Regions from separate parts of the Homo sapiens genome. Here all the other regions are linked to region 5. A link is a contact called in ENCODE Hi-C or POLR2A ChIA-PET data. All regions are on one chromosome and are shown on one strand. The core of a region is the stretch at or near the end of the contact, and the rest is flanking DNA. Distances in the headings are between cores, read along the strand shown.

What was found. Hi-C counts contacts between places; a loop is a spot of excess contacts on that map. ChIA-PET counts read pairs that join two places held with the same protein, here RNA polymerase II (POLR2A). Pooled maps may share reads with other maps.
Region 1: a map with no recorded cell type shows a loop between it and region 5 (16-fold over the local background). The contact joins two enhancer-like sites. A Hi-C loop is called at or near these places in 8 of 37 single-sample maps with no recorded cell type and 9 of 50 pooled maps.
Region 2: a pooled map shows a loop between it and region 5 (6-fold over the local background). The contact joins two enhancer-like sites. A Hi-C loop is called at or near these places in 5 of 37 single-sample maps with no recorded cell type and 5 of 50 pooled maps.
Region 3: a map with no recorded cell type shows a loop between it and region 5 (8-fold over the local background). The contact joins the promoter of LINC02234 here to the enhancer-like site in region 5. A Hi-C loop is called at or near these places in 4 of 37 single-sample maps with no recorded cell type and 3 of 50 pooled maps. POLR2A ChIA-PET finds 5 or more read pairs at or near these places in 1 of 52 experiments (PC-9).
Region 4: a map with no recorded cell type shows a loop between it and region 5 (10-fold over the local background). The contact joins two enhancer-like sites. A Hi-C loop is called at or near these places in 4 of 37 single-sample maps with no recorded cell type and 9 of 50 pooled maps.

The regions. Positions count from the first base shown.
Region 1 is chr5:97,546,783-97,549,482 of GRCh38, reverse strand. All of the region lies in intron 2 of LINC01340 (long intergenic non-protein coding RNA 1340), which reads right to left. Among named protein-coding and RNA genes, the nearest start is that of LINC01340, 43 kb to the right of the region's middle. Within about 2 kb of position 1,307, at least 2 of the 41 ENCODE cell types and tissues checked have a DNase peak (open chromatin) inside an H3K27ac peak, as active enhancers do.
Region 2 is chr5:100,839,255-100,842,167 of GRCh38, reverse strand. The region is part of intron 4 of ST8SIA4 (ST8 alpha-N-acetyl-neuraminide alpha-2,8-sialyltransferase 4); the gene reads left to right. Among named protein-coding and RNA genes, the nearest start is that of MIR548P, 24 kb to the right of the region's middle. RefSeq lists enhancers at 368-587, 1,502-1,751. Within about 2 kb of position 1,632, at least 5 of the 41 ENCODE cell types and tissues checked have a DNase peak (open chromatin) inside an H3K27ac peak, as active enhancers do.
Region 3 is chr5:97,839,438-97,842,165 of GRCh38, reverse strand. LINC02234 (long intergenic non-protein coding RNA 2234) reads right to left here and starts at 1,408. Exons shown (of 3, transcript NR_146299.1): 1 at 1,166-1,408.
Region 4 is chr5:100,776,592-100,779,291 of GRCh38, reverse strand. No RefSeq gene overlaps it. Among named protein-coding and RNA genes, the nearest start is that of MIR548P, 39 kb to the left of the region's middle. RefSeq lists enhancers at 1,485-1,554, 1,326-2,525. Within about 2 kb of position 1,416, at least 9 of the 41 ENCODE cell types and tissues checked have a DNase peak (open chromatin) inside an H3K27ac peak, as active enhancers do.
Region 5 is chr5:99,026,144-99,028,843 of GRCh38, reverse strand. No RefSeq gene overlaps it. Among named protein-coding and RNA genes, the nearest start is that of CHD1, 98 kb to the right of the region's middle. Within about 2 kb of position 1,428, at least 5 of the 41 ENCODE cell types and tissues checked have a DNase peak (open chromatin) inside an H3K27ac peak, as active enhancers do.

The DNA of each region.
Region 1 (2,700 bases), core at 58-2,557, 1.5 Mb after region 5:
TCATATTATAAAGTTTATTAAAGTAGTGTGTACCTGGGCTCAAAACAAACAAACGAAAAACAACTTAGTACAGAAAGGTTTATTTTGAAAAGCAATTAATAACTATTTGTAACATTTTTTCTGTCCCCTATTTGTTCTGGCAAAAGAGAAACGCTTTAATTCTGCTAATTGTTCCCGTTTCAGTTGTAATGTTGATAATCTTTAAATTTTAAAAGAAAATCTTATGCATTATTTCCAGATTTATTAACTGTCATATATCATTTATTGACTTTTTGCTATGATAAATGAGGATAAAACTGACTCTCTAGAAGCACTACCCTGGTTCATAATTGAGTAGGAGTGGTCAATCCTCATTCTATTTTTCAAAACTAAGAAAAAAAAGTTAAACTAGTAGCATGCTTTTCTTCACAGGATGTCTTTTAAATCATTGCCAAGGACACTGCTACTTTAGGCATCAGTGAACTGGAATTCTATAGAGGTATTAGAATGTTGAAACCAAAGAATATGATTGAAGATATGGGTTGGTGAGTCAATTACAACTATAATCTTCTGCTCCCTTCTGTTTCTCCTACCTTGAACCCCAAGCAACCTTCTCCAGGAAATCTTTTAATGATTCTCTTATCTATCACTTTCAATGATGCATTTTACTCATAGACTTTCATGATATCTATAGTTTCTTGACTTCTTACTTTCTCATTTGAGTTTCAGCTTCACTCTTGTCTCCTAAATGAAGCTAAACACTTCTAATCATTCTCCTTAAGGGTTAACTTGCCCCTGCCTCATTACAGAACTATTTAGTTACCAAGAACCAAATTACTGTCTTTCTACTATAACCTCATGTCATTTCTATCCACACATTTAGAATTGATGTGGTGGAAAGCACTATCCACCAGGAACCCACAAGCTGACTTCCACTTCTTGATTTGAATGTGTGGCTTGGGACACATCTAGAAAAACAAAGGGATGAAGTAAATGAACCCTCAGCTCTGACCATCTGCCTACTTGGTGCAGGCACAGTGGTTAGCCTCCTTTGGCTTTCCAAAGGGCCGACACTTTGTCAATATGCACCACTATGGCCACACTAGTTGTTAAGGGCAACTTCTGTTCTGATTGGTCAGTACCCAGTCAGAATAATCTATTCTCCCAACCAATATTTATTGGGTTCCTACCAGCAGCAAGGTATCTACTAGACCCTGAATATTTATTGGATAAAATATATATTCTAAGTCAAAGTGTCTCTGCTAGTAATGTAATGTGTGACTTTGGCCCAACCACTTAACATGCCTGGGTTTCAGTTTCCTCATTTGCAAAACAGGAAATGTTCAAAGTCTGTTTTTCTCAAGTGATTTATGAGTCAGTAATGATTACACTCAAATTGGTAGAATTCACTTTTTAAAGTTACAAGTAAAGGAAATAGGTCATATTTTTACAAAAGCAATATGTTAGTTTTTAATTATAAAGAAAAGTAAAGCCAATTACCAGGGGAAAAATCAGTGCAGCCATTTTCTCCCTGAATAAATGTCTAATTATCTACAACATCTCATTTTCCAGTTTCTAGCCATATTTATATATTCAGTTGTTATTGGAATTTTCACCTTGAGAAGATATCCTGATTTGACAGAGCAAAATATAAAATATGATCTTGAAGATAAATAAATCCATTGAACTCTGCCAACCACAATCCCACTCTGTTCAAAGCTGCAGTCGGGTTCTAATTCCTCAGCAAAGAGATGAGCCTGTGCTCTGTGCCAGGCTGTGTGAACCATGTGACACAACAAAATGTGTAAGAAATTATCTCCACCTTCAAATAGTTTAAGATGCAGTAATGTGACAAGCACAAAACGTAACATGACTGTAAACAGACATGGCCTGGTGAGTCCCTAACATGTCATGACATTTCAAGAGCAAGCACTGTGTGGTTTCACAGAAAAGGGCTGCCAAAGAAGATGGGATGTAAATCTCACTGATTAAAAAAAATCAGTAGCTAACACACACAGAGACACAACATATATGCATAACACCTATGCAGATGTGTTTATGTGTGTGTGTATATATAGTGAGAGTGAAAAATGAGAACCCATTCTTATCATTAGATTTAAAGAGAACACATACATGAAGTACTTAGAACAACGCTTAGCATATAGTAAGGGCCCTAAAAGGATGAGCTGTTAGGTCATAGGAACACTGACATTTGAGAAGGCCAGAACACCCATGAGAGTCACAAATGATCACTGAACATCCTTCACACCCCCAAGCCCCAAATTTCTGACCCCTCTCTCCTGACAGGTTTGCCAGCAGAACCCAACTAGATGGACCGGTTCCTCTGGAACCTGTGGTGGGCATGCCACCCAGGTAGGCCAATCAAAGGGCCTCATCTGCTTGGCTATTTTGGTTGATCTACCAAGAGGCACGTAACACTGGTGGCATCAGATTTCTTATCTGGATTTTTCTCAAACCTGCCACTGCCCTATTCCTGCCAACCATGCAAAAATACCAATTTATTCCATGGAAAGAGAAAAAAGATTAACTAGGAGGAGAGATCTCATTACCTGACAGGAGATAATGTCTTTGAAAAAATTAAACAAGCACCAGAGAACAGAATAACTAGGGATTTGTAGCCTTTAAAATATTTTAGCCTCTAGAGATACCTATAATTGTGCTTTTAGCATGAAATCTATGAAATAAATTTTGAGATTTATG
Region 2 (2,913 bases), core at 383-2,882, 1.8 Mb before region 5:
TGCAAATTCCTATCAGACTGAATAAAAGTGAAATACAGATATTTTTCATTAAAAAATTCTATTGAAGTAGTAAAATATTTGAAATCACATAATTCCACATTTTGAAATATGAATAGAAGTGTTCCTGCTGTATCACGTTCATTCCTTCTATAAACATGTATAGATTGCTATACTGCGCTAGGTCTGAAGCTCCAAAGAAGAAAACAAAGCAGGGGCTTCCTCAAGCAACAAAACCAGCTTGGTAGCCAACAAGATTACATAGGGAAGTGACAAGGTAGTTTTGGAATGCTAGATCAAGGGATTTGGCAAATGCATGTAATACCTCTGGTGGATGGGACATGTAATTTGTCACTGATTAGAGATTCACAGAAGAGATTCCAAACAGTATTAAAGATCAGCTAAAAGTATAGGCTAAGAATTTACAGTAATGCCTATCCACAAATTGTGTCAGAACTATGTTACCAGTGGAGGGTGTCTAGGTTTTTGGTGTCTTGAACAAATAATTGGACAAAACACACAAACAAAGCAAGGAAGGAATGAAGCAACAAAAGCAGTGAATTATTGAAAATGAAAGTGCACTCCACAGGATGGGAGGGGGCCCAAGCATAGGAGCTCAATAACTGCGCTACAGAATTTTCTAGTGTTTAAATACCCTCTAGAGGTTTCCATTGGTTACTTGGTGTATGCCCTATGTAAATGGAGAGGATATTTCTTGTCATAGCTGAAGTGTTTCCATTTGATTTAGTTCTAAGAAGTCAGCGTGAATTGGCCTTATGTTCCCTGCCTCCAGACCCTATCCTCCTGCCTCAGCAATATACTGCATAATTGACCTCTTTTTAAAGAAATAAGCATAATGACTCCAATACCTATGGCTTGAATAAAAATTTGTGTTGATCCCAATTTACAAAAGTCCCAGTTTACAAAAAGCATCAGGTTCCCAACCATAATTTTACATACTCAACTTTATTCTAGAAGGGCATGGAAGGCAATAAGAGTAAACAGCTATGCAACTATGGAAATCAGTAACCTGTGTAGAAATTACCAACATGACAACAAAAATACGTTCCAAATAGATTTATGAACCTCTCTTCTTTCTTTATCATGATGTACAGTAGGTTTTGCATTTCCCTTATTTTGGCTTTCTCATTTAACTTGGTGTGCACAGGAAATAAGTTTTTGAATGTCTTACTGTGACACTGAGTGTGATAATGAGGAGGCATACTGTGATTGCAAATGGATTAGGTGGGGGCCAGGGAAAGGGGTACTTACTAGAGAATAAAACACACAGAAACAATCTTTTTTGAAAAAACAAACTATCTTCATTTGTTTTTATTGTTTGGAATATATGTAATAAGAAAACTTTGGGGACTTTTTTTTTTTCTTATATTCTTAAGTAACCTAGAGACAAGAATGTTATAAGAAAGAATGTAGGCTGACTGGAAAAGAGACCCTAAGGAAGACAGAAAGCTCCAAAAATGTTATGGGCTAGTCAGGAGATAATATAGGCATTCATCTTCCTCTACAGTAACTTGTGTGTTAAGAAATGACTTTGCCTTATTCAAGCACTGTGAGTCATGATGAAATGAACCGCTTGGGGGAATTTTGCAACTCGCTCAATGTTCTGACCCTTTTCATATTTAGGTATGATTGGGGATTTTCTAACCAAGCTGATGATGATATTAGGGAACATTTTCATAGCTTGTTCTTTAGTCCATTAGAGCAACACATTGAAAACTAGTTTCATGGTATCCTTGAAAATTCCCCAACTTGTACCCTAAAAAAAAACTCTAAAATTGCCATGTGCATATGTATGTATATACACACACATATATATAAATAGACACACATACACACACATAAATATTTCATCAAACAACTGTATGTATTCTCTGCTTTGGATTTCTTTAAAATAGCACTACAATCTTGTTAAAATAAGTAGAAAATACTCTAAAATGTTAAAATAAAAGGGTGAAAGGAAATTTATAAGAACTTGGAGAAATCTAAACACATTTGAAAATTCTCATTTCAGGTATTAGACAATGTTGCTGTGTCTCACTGATAAGACCAAATAAGATATGACATGATATAAAAGTTTGGGATCAGGAACAGTTTAAAAAAGACTCCGTATGAATTGAAAATATTAAAAGTATATATTTTTATTTAAATATATGTATATATTATATGTAGCTAATGCTTACATATGGAAAATATTTTCATGATTTTTTGACATAATCCAGTTAAATTTCTTATTTTATAAAGGAAACTGTTGCAGCCCAGAGTCTCATCTGCTCAAAAATAGACACTCAGTTAGTGGCACAGTTAGAGTTGCTGATTCCAGGAGCAGCTCTCTTTAGACCAATCTCACTATAGAACAGTGTATCTTTATAATAGCATGGCAATATTTGTGCCATTTTATCATTTCTTTTTGATGTATGATTTTTCAATATAATAAAACCTATTGATTTAGAGACCCTTGTATGTATTGCCAAAATAATATTCAGAAAGTGAGTGCTTTCTATTTATATAAGTTATCACAGATCTTGAGCTGTTTCTGTCTTGTGTTTCCTGGCCAGAGATAAAGAGAAGATTATTTTTCATAGACAAGAAGAGGAAACAACTAAATTAATTGCCTTTGTAGCTAGGGATTTATAGTTCAAACTTTGGACCCAAGTTTTTAAATAATTCTAAAATAGGATTTCAATGGTTATTTTTTCAATTTAACAAAGAGAACATAAATTCTATAGCTGAGTTCTGAAGCATTTCATTAAATTTAAGTTCATTTATCTGCTCAGGCTTTCAGCTGACATCTGCAGAGCAAAATCAAGATCTTTTCTGGCAAATTGATTGATGGTGTGCCATATTATTTATAAGGCTCAAACTATGTACATTTGAAATATTTTCATTTAAATGAAA
Region 3 (2,728 bases), core at 159-2,658, 1.2 Mb after region 5:
AAAAGCAGGGATAAATATTATGGGGGAAAAATATCTAGATCCTTTAGAGTGGCCTAGAAGGCGTTCTGCAGGAAGGGCCTGGATTCATTTTCCAGTCCTCAACCTCAGGGCTGGTCTCTACACATCCTGGTGCATGACCCTCATTAAGAGCTTACAGTTTTCTCCAAGATCAGGGCTGTTCTGAGTCTCAATGTCCCAGCTCCTCTCTCACTGCACACATGCTCAGATATGTATGTCTTGAAGTTGGAATTAGATAAACACTACACTCACTGAACTCCGTTTCTTCTTCTTCATCTTTTCCTCTCTTCTGGATATTGTAGAAATTTCTATACAAGCCAGAATTCAAGAGACTACAGTATTCATTTATATTATATAACATTTTGTCTGAGACTTTAAAAATTGAACGTCATGATGTGTTCTCATGAACTGAAACTGTGAAGATTCAGTCTCTTCATCAGTAATAGTTTTATTTTATGTGTAAAAAAGCAGATCAATGTGACTTCACAGATATTCAGCATTTGGGTTATATAATCTTTTGTTTTTAACATTTTCTTATACTTCTTATCTCCATGGCATAAAAGTTGCCCTCCTGAATCAAGTTCCATCTACCATTTCCAGAATAGTTAATATTTTTTTCTGGTTCTTAGTAATACGTTGGTTAGTTGGTTTATGTTCCTAATGTTGGAAGGGAAACAATGTAAGCTTTTTATTTTGACTATAAAAGGAAGTTAACTAGAGAAATGGAAATGAAGAAATTATTCTAAGTCAAAAATAGGACAGTGGCTAATATTATTAGTATGGCTTTAAGTCCTATCAAATGAAAATGTTCTCTAGGTATGTATTATAAAATGATGGGCATAACATGAGGAAGTTACAGAGTGGTAAGCTGGACAGCTAGAAGGTATTTGAGTTTTATTACTTTCCCCTTAAAAACTGGAAAAGTACCAAGACAGGCCATTAAAACAGGCAGAGTGAGAGAAATAAACCATTGTCTTTATAGAAAGGCACATATTACTTTTATGAATATTATTTTTAAAGCTGAAAGTAAAGAACATCAAAAAGAAATTAGTAAAGACCATCTGGACTTGGCAGAAGCCTAGGGATGTGCCTTCCTTCCATCTGAGGTGAGGTTCCATTCTCCAGGAACGATAGCTGTCAGTCTTACCTTTCTGGCTCTTTGTGTCCATCTGTCATATGGAGTCAGGACTAGAAAATCGCCCAGGATCCTTGCAGTCCACAGTTTAAGCACATTATGAAAACTCCAGTTGGGCTGAATCATTTCCTTTCATTTATTTCAAAGCTATAGTTAGATTCATGTAGGTGCCATTTGAAAGTGCAGTCTATTCAACCCACACATACGAAATCAGCAGAGTGCCTCTAGCAACCACACTGCAGTAGCCATACTGTCCACAACCTCAATTCAAATTCCAATGTTATACTCAGACAAAAAGTGCTCTTCTTTTTTGCACTTAAATATAAGAGCAAACTGGTAGAGTGGAAAAGAACATGTTTATAATGCTAAAAATCCTCTTATTGTTCTAATTAGCATATATACATAAACATGAATTCATCTCAATGTATGACACCTAATTTATAAGTAAAAATGCTATGTGAAAATTCCAAATATGTATTCAAGTGAAATGTTTTACATATTGATACCTTTTATTGTTTTTTAATTATTCATGTATAAGTGATTTGGAAAATGATTTGGAAAACATTCAGCATCTTAATGGAAATAAATACCAGAGTTTTGCCTACAGGGATGATTTTATATTGAGAGAGAAAGAGAGAGGAAGGAAAGGGGAAGGAAGAGAAGGGGAGAGGAGGAGAAAGGATGTGAGAGGAGGCAAGGAAATGGGAGGGAAAACTGCAGTGCCTGAAGCAAGTCTGTCATGACTCTTATTCCCACATAATTTTAAAAAGCACTAACAATTGTGCTTTGTTATTCAATAACATAATTACTTTACAATTACCTGTCTTCTAATTTTATCTTGAAAGAGTGTGTAACTAAAAGAAACAAGGGTGGCATTGGTGAAAATAACACAAAAATATACATTTTTAATATATTACATACATTTGAAGTCAAAGAAGTGAAAATGCTTAAGAAATCTGTTTATGCACCAAAATCTATGTGCATGAGAGCACATGTAAAAAATAAGGCTATGATTCCAAGTTGTGGTTTAACAACCAGAATTTTATAAGGTTATTAAGTTGTACCACAGTATCTATTAAGTACTGACCTTTGCCACAGAAACTTGGCATGGACTGTTTTCTTTAGGAAACAGATACAGCAAGAGAGCCTCTGGTTTCTGTTAGATTTATACAGAATATTGAGCTGATCAAGCCATGTTTATGGTAACTGTCCAAATATAGACTATAAAAAAACATGATAAATTAACCTTAAAGTGGTAAGTCTGAGTGATATTAAGTGGCCTGAAAATTTAATTTCAATTAAACCATTCTTAATGAACTTCCTGGTGATTAGGCAATTCTTTGCTTTGTTTACCCTATTAGTGTAAGAAAACTAGGAAAATGTCATAATGATACAGGAAATACCAAACATACCATAAAAGAAGACATGGACTCTGGATGAGATTTGATGTGTGATATCATTTTTCTGCTTTAAATTTTTCAACAGTAAACTTGGCATCTGTCCAATACTTATGATTTTTTTTTTATGTATGTGCAAAATCATTCCATTCTCACAAGTATCTGATGAGGCAGCCAG
Region 4 (2,700 bases), core at 167-2,666, 1.8 Mb before region 5:
TGTACCTCTGAGTATTTCATCAGGATATTTTTAAAAAGAATTTATTTATATCTTCCAAATCAGAATTATATCCCAAAACACTTTTTCAAGATTTCTATAACTGGCTTTATAAAAAGCTATATCTGATGCAGATTTTTAATAGTCAACATTAAAATAGAGAATATTAGGGGTTTATTAGTAATTATTTAGACCTGCCAAACAGTATCTTTTATCATGGAGACAATTAGTTATTGTTAAATTTGACATGTTAGCTCTGTATTCCTAGGTCCTAGTGTAATGTCAGGTATATAATAGACAAAAGCATTTGTTAAATGATCAAATGAAGCAATGGTTCCTCTCTCTGGGAGTTTCTACTCCGGATGAGAATATGAAACAATGGAAACACAAAAACAGTACCATAGTAATAACACTAAAACATTAGAGACAAGATTGAACATTGTGGGAGGTAATATTGCAGACCAGGCTGAATTTTAAGTGACATAAACTTGTTTTCAAACCCCTGCTCTGTTACTGAGTAGCTAGGGGACTTCAGGCATATGACATCTCCTTTTGAGCCTTAAATTTCTCATCTGTGAAATGGGTCTAAATGAAAGCACATTAGCTTTCCAAGATATTGCTACTTTATAAATTAAAATAAAATTTGACGGCCAGTAGAAATCATGGAAACTTTTGAAGAATTGGACCATAAACTGAGATTTTAAGAATGAGTAGAATTTCAGATAAATGAAGAGAAAGGAAATGGAAACTGAGTGTAGTTGCAGTAAAGAAAGCAGAGGAGAGAAGAAAATAAGTGCTTATATGAAGAGAATTGTTAAGCTTTCTGATAATATGGGGGAAACATTAAGGTAGCTTTGATTAAATCAGTGGTGATGGTTGTATTGTATTGCACATGTGGATAAGTCAAAGATAACGCCCATGTTTCTAATTTGTGAAACAATATAGAGAGTGATATAATTCACTGAGGCAAAGGACACCAGAAAAGAATCAGATTGAAGAGTGGTAAATCAAGAACCCTGTGTATGGTAAGTTGAACTGCTGTAACTTTTTTGTGTTAATGTGTAATTATTAAAGAACCAGTTGAATATTGAATGTACTGATCTGGAGCCGAGAGGTTTGAATTAGAGATGTGGTTGCTATTCAGCGGGGAGAATCAGGAAGCAAATTCACCAAGGAAAAGGTATTCTCCAAGTGCAACATGATCAGAACAGGCTGGAAGCCAGAAATATTACATAGGATGCACATGTAAAGCTTACGGATGGGGAGCTGAAATTTTAACTGGAACCAAGAGAGATATGCTGCCAAATAAATGAATTGAGAAATCTTTAACTTAGTAGCAACATTTAAAGCCATAGAGGTATATACAATGTATAAGAGAGAAAACATAGAAAGGGAACAGAAACTTGGCAGAGGGCCCCATTTATGGAGCAGACGGCAGAAGAGAAGCTGAAACAGGAAATGAAGAAAGCATGAGTCACTGGGAAGCAAAACTTTAAAATGCAACTTCAGAAGAATCAAAGGAAGATAGTTTTAAGATAGCCCCAATAAACATTTAAAAAGTACCTCAGAGAAACCAAAGAAAAGAGCTTAGACATACCCCATGAAATTAGCAATTTTATCATACTTGAAGGCAGTGATGGAGTCTATAGTCAACTTGTAAGTAATGTGGGAAGTCTATAGATATTTGTCAAAATCTTTACTGGTTGTTTTCCCAAGGATCCAAATTCTTCCTTTTAAACAGTATGTCTTTATCTCTGGAATCAACATGAGAATATCAGAAAAACAAAATATTCTCTTTTAACATTTGTCATAATAATGTATATGCAGGACAATACGTTATAAGCATTTATATTAGTTATACATGTTACCAGTTATCTGAATTACATTAAAATTAGCATCTCCATTTCCAGGTGGATATTTTAAGGCCAAGGAAATGTCAAATGACTTGCCTTTTGTTCTGGTAAATCAGAGAAAATGGGCCTATCACTTAATGTTAATAGCACTTGGAATGCCTTCCAATTTATTTTAATTAAGGTCTTCATTTTCTGTGCATTTTTATATAATTTATTTTAAAATAATTTATAGCAAGGGAAAATTGTGATTTATTAAGAATAATCAGGACTTAATTCAGGCTAATATAACAGAATACCAAAGACTGGGTGGCTTAAACAACAAACTGTTTTTTTTTTGTTTTGTTTTGTTTTGTTTTGTTTTTGAGATGGAGTCTTCCTCTATTATCCAGGTTGGAGTGCAGTGGTGTGATCTCAGCTCACCACAACCTCCGCCTCCCAGATTCAAGCCATTCTCCTGCCTCAGCCTCCTGAGTAGCTGATTACAGGTGCGTGCCACCATGCCCAGCTAATTTTTGTATTTTGAGTAGAGACGGGGTTTCACTATGTTGGCCAGGCTGGTCTTGAACTCCTGACCTCGTGATCCACCTGCCTTGGCCTCCCAAAGTGCTGTGATTACAGGCGTGAGCCACTGCACCCTGCCAAACAACAAACATTTATTTCTCACCATCCAGAGGCTGGGAGGTCCAAGATCAAGGTGCTAGCAAATTCAGTGTCTAGTGAAGGCCTTCTTCCTGATTTTCAGATGACTGATTTCCTGCAGTATCCTCACATAGTGAAGAGAGAGGGAGTGAGCACTCAAGGTCTCTTCTATAAGGGCACAAGTCCCATTTATTAGGGCTCCACCCTTATG
Region 5 (2,700 bases), core at 179-2,678:
TCCAAATTGGTACCCTGTAACAAACTTTAATTATCTACTGTATACTAGACAATATGTATATTGTAAGAATTGCAAGGATGAATGATTCATATTCTCAAGGAATTTAGAGTCTATTAGAGGATAAAACTACAAAACTAAAAATCAATCATATGATCTGTTAAGAAATGACTACAGAAACAAAAGTAAGAAAGCAGCAAATGTGAGGTTTGAGGATAGAGACAGAAGAATTTCTGACAGGAAGTAATTTTTGAATTGAGCCTTGATGAATGAGAATATCACTTAGAAATAAGAAAAGGAGGACCAGGTGCAGTGGCTCATGCCTGTAATCCCAGCACTTTGGGAGGTTGAAGCAGGCAGATCACCTGAGGTCAGGAGTTCGAGACTAGCCTGGTCAACATGGCAAAATCCTATCGCTACTAACAATACAAAAAAATTAGTCATGCATGGTGGCGTGCACCTGTGGTCCCAGCTACTCGGAAGACTGAGGCACAAGAATCTTGAACCCCGGTGGCAGAGGTTGCAATGAGCCAAGATCGTGCCACTGCACTCTAGCCTGGGTGACAGAGTGAGACTCTGTCTAAAAAAAGAAATAAGAAAAGGGCATTTTAGGTAAAGAAAATGGCTGAGGAAGCTATAAAAATACCTTACATATTTAGTCTCTTTGCAGTTTTTTGCCTCCTGTGTGACAGCTTCCCCACATTACACTCCCTAACTAAATACCCATGAAGCCATAAGAATTCCCTCCATTTTTATTTCTTGTTTTGTCACCAACTTTGAAATTTGATAGTGTATTAAAATAATGGATGGTCCACCACAGTCATGAAGAATGAATAGAACCTCCTGATAAAAGTGGTTTTTGTGAGTTTTTTTAGGGATGGTTAATTTTTTAAAATCTGATTCTGGAATGCAAGAAGATTATAAAATGTTTTTAAATTTAAAAAAACAAACATCTGTATACCATGCTGTTCTCTTCTTTGCATTGGGATTTGGGTTATTTCATAGAGCATTTTAATTAATGGTGCAAATTAGTCTAATTACCAAATTAGTCTAAAGCTCTCAGAAGTGAGGTCAATGGATACACATGCTGTGGAAAGGCCAGACTTTTCATAAAGCCACAAAAACTATTTTTGGTACCCAGAAGATGACTTGGTTAGTATCAAAAACAGTAAGATCTACCTTCATTTAGGACATAAGTGAAAGACACTTCTGTGGTTAATAAATTTCACTGGCAGCAAGGGAGTAGAAGCCCCTAGGAGATACACTCCACTGCTTCTACAGAGAGGTAGAAGTGGAGTTTCAGTTTTAATTTTGCACTGTCTTTCTTTGAAATGATTCTAGCTTCTGCTTTTGAACAAACAGTAACAGTTTCTGATCCCTGTTTTACTGTCATTGAATATCAAATGGAGAACTTGTTTCTGAGACAGGAAATGCTAGTGAAACTCCTCGCTCCTGTCAGCACTTTCTAAGCAAAGTCAGGCACACTGCTTGCATTCTCTGTATTTGGAGATCTTCATCTTTACACGATGCTTATTGCAATCTGGAAGCTAAAATAATCCATACTCAGGCTTCAATAGCCTAAACTGTTTTTTTGTTTTTGTTTTTTGTTTCATTTTTGTTTTTTTTTTGTTTTTTTTTTTTTTTTTTGAGACAGAGTCTCGCTCTGTCACCCAGGCTGGAGTGCAGTGGCAGGATCTTGGCTCACTTCAACCTCCACCTCCTGGGTGAAGCAATTTTCCTGTCTCAGCCTCTCAAGTCCCAAGTAGCTGGGACTACAGGCATGTGCCACCATGCCCAGCTAATTTTTGTATTTTTAGTGGAGACAGGTTTTCACCATGTTGGCCAGGCTGGTCTCAAACTCCTGCACTCAAGTGATCTGCCCCCGTCAGCCTCCCAACGTGCTGGGATTACAGGTGTGGGCCACTGACCCAGGCCCAATAGCTTAATCTTCATATTTCACACCTGGAAAACTATAATTATAGTACTGCTGACTTTTTAAACTGGTACAAAGACTTATCTTAGGCAATGTCTAAAAAGTGCTCTAATCACCTTAGAAGAAAATTATGCACTCTACAAATCACAGACTTGGGAGGCTTTGTTAAAAGTAACCTGTTCCAACACTGCAATATATGAATCAAGAATCATTTGTATGATACAGTGAATTAAGATGGGTACTCTGGGCATTTTATTTTGAAAGGTCAACAAAATGCAACTTGTTAGAACAGTTTTAGCTCTGTAGCCTATGGCTACCAGTTTACGCTAAAATAAGTCTTTTATTATACACAGTGACAAATTCTTCCATCTCTTCAGCTCTTTTCACCAATGCAATGTATACTGAGTAGTATCTCCTTCAGTTAGTTTAGGCCATCTCTGGCTCTTCTGGAATATTCTGTCCCTCTCAGGGCTGCATTTGATATGCACTTTAAATGTATTTTGCCTATAATTTAAAAGATAGGATGGGGCTGGGCACTGTGGCTCACACCTGTAATCCCAACACTTTGGGTGGCCACAGAAGGCAGATCGCTTGAGGTCAGGAGTACGAAAACAACCTGGCCAAGATGGTGAAATCCCATCTCTAATAAAAATACAAAAATTAGTCAAGTATGGTGGCAGGCACTTGTAATCACAGCTACTTGGGAGGCTGTGGCACAAGAATCGCTTGAACCCGGGAGGAGGAGGTTTCAGAGAGCCGAGATTGCGCCA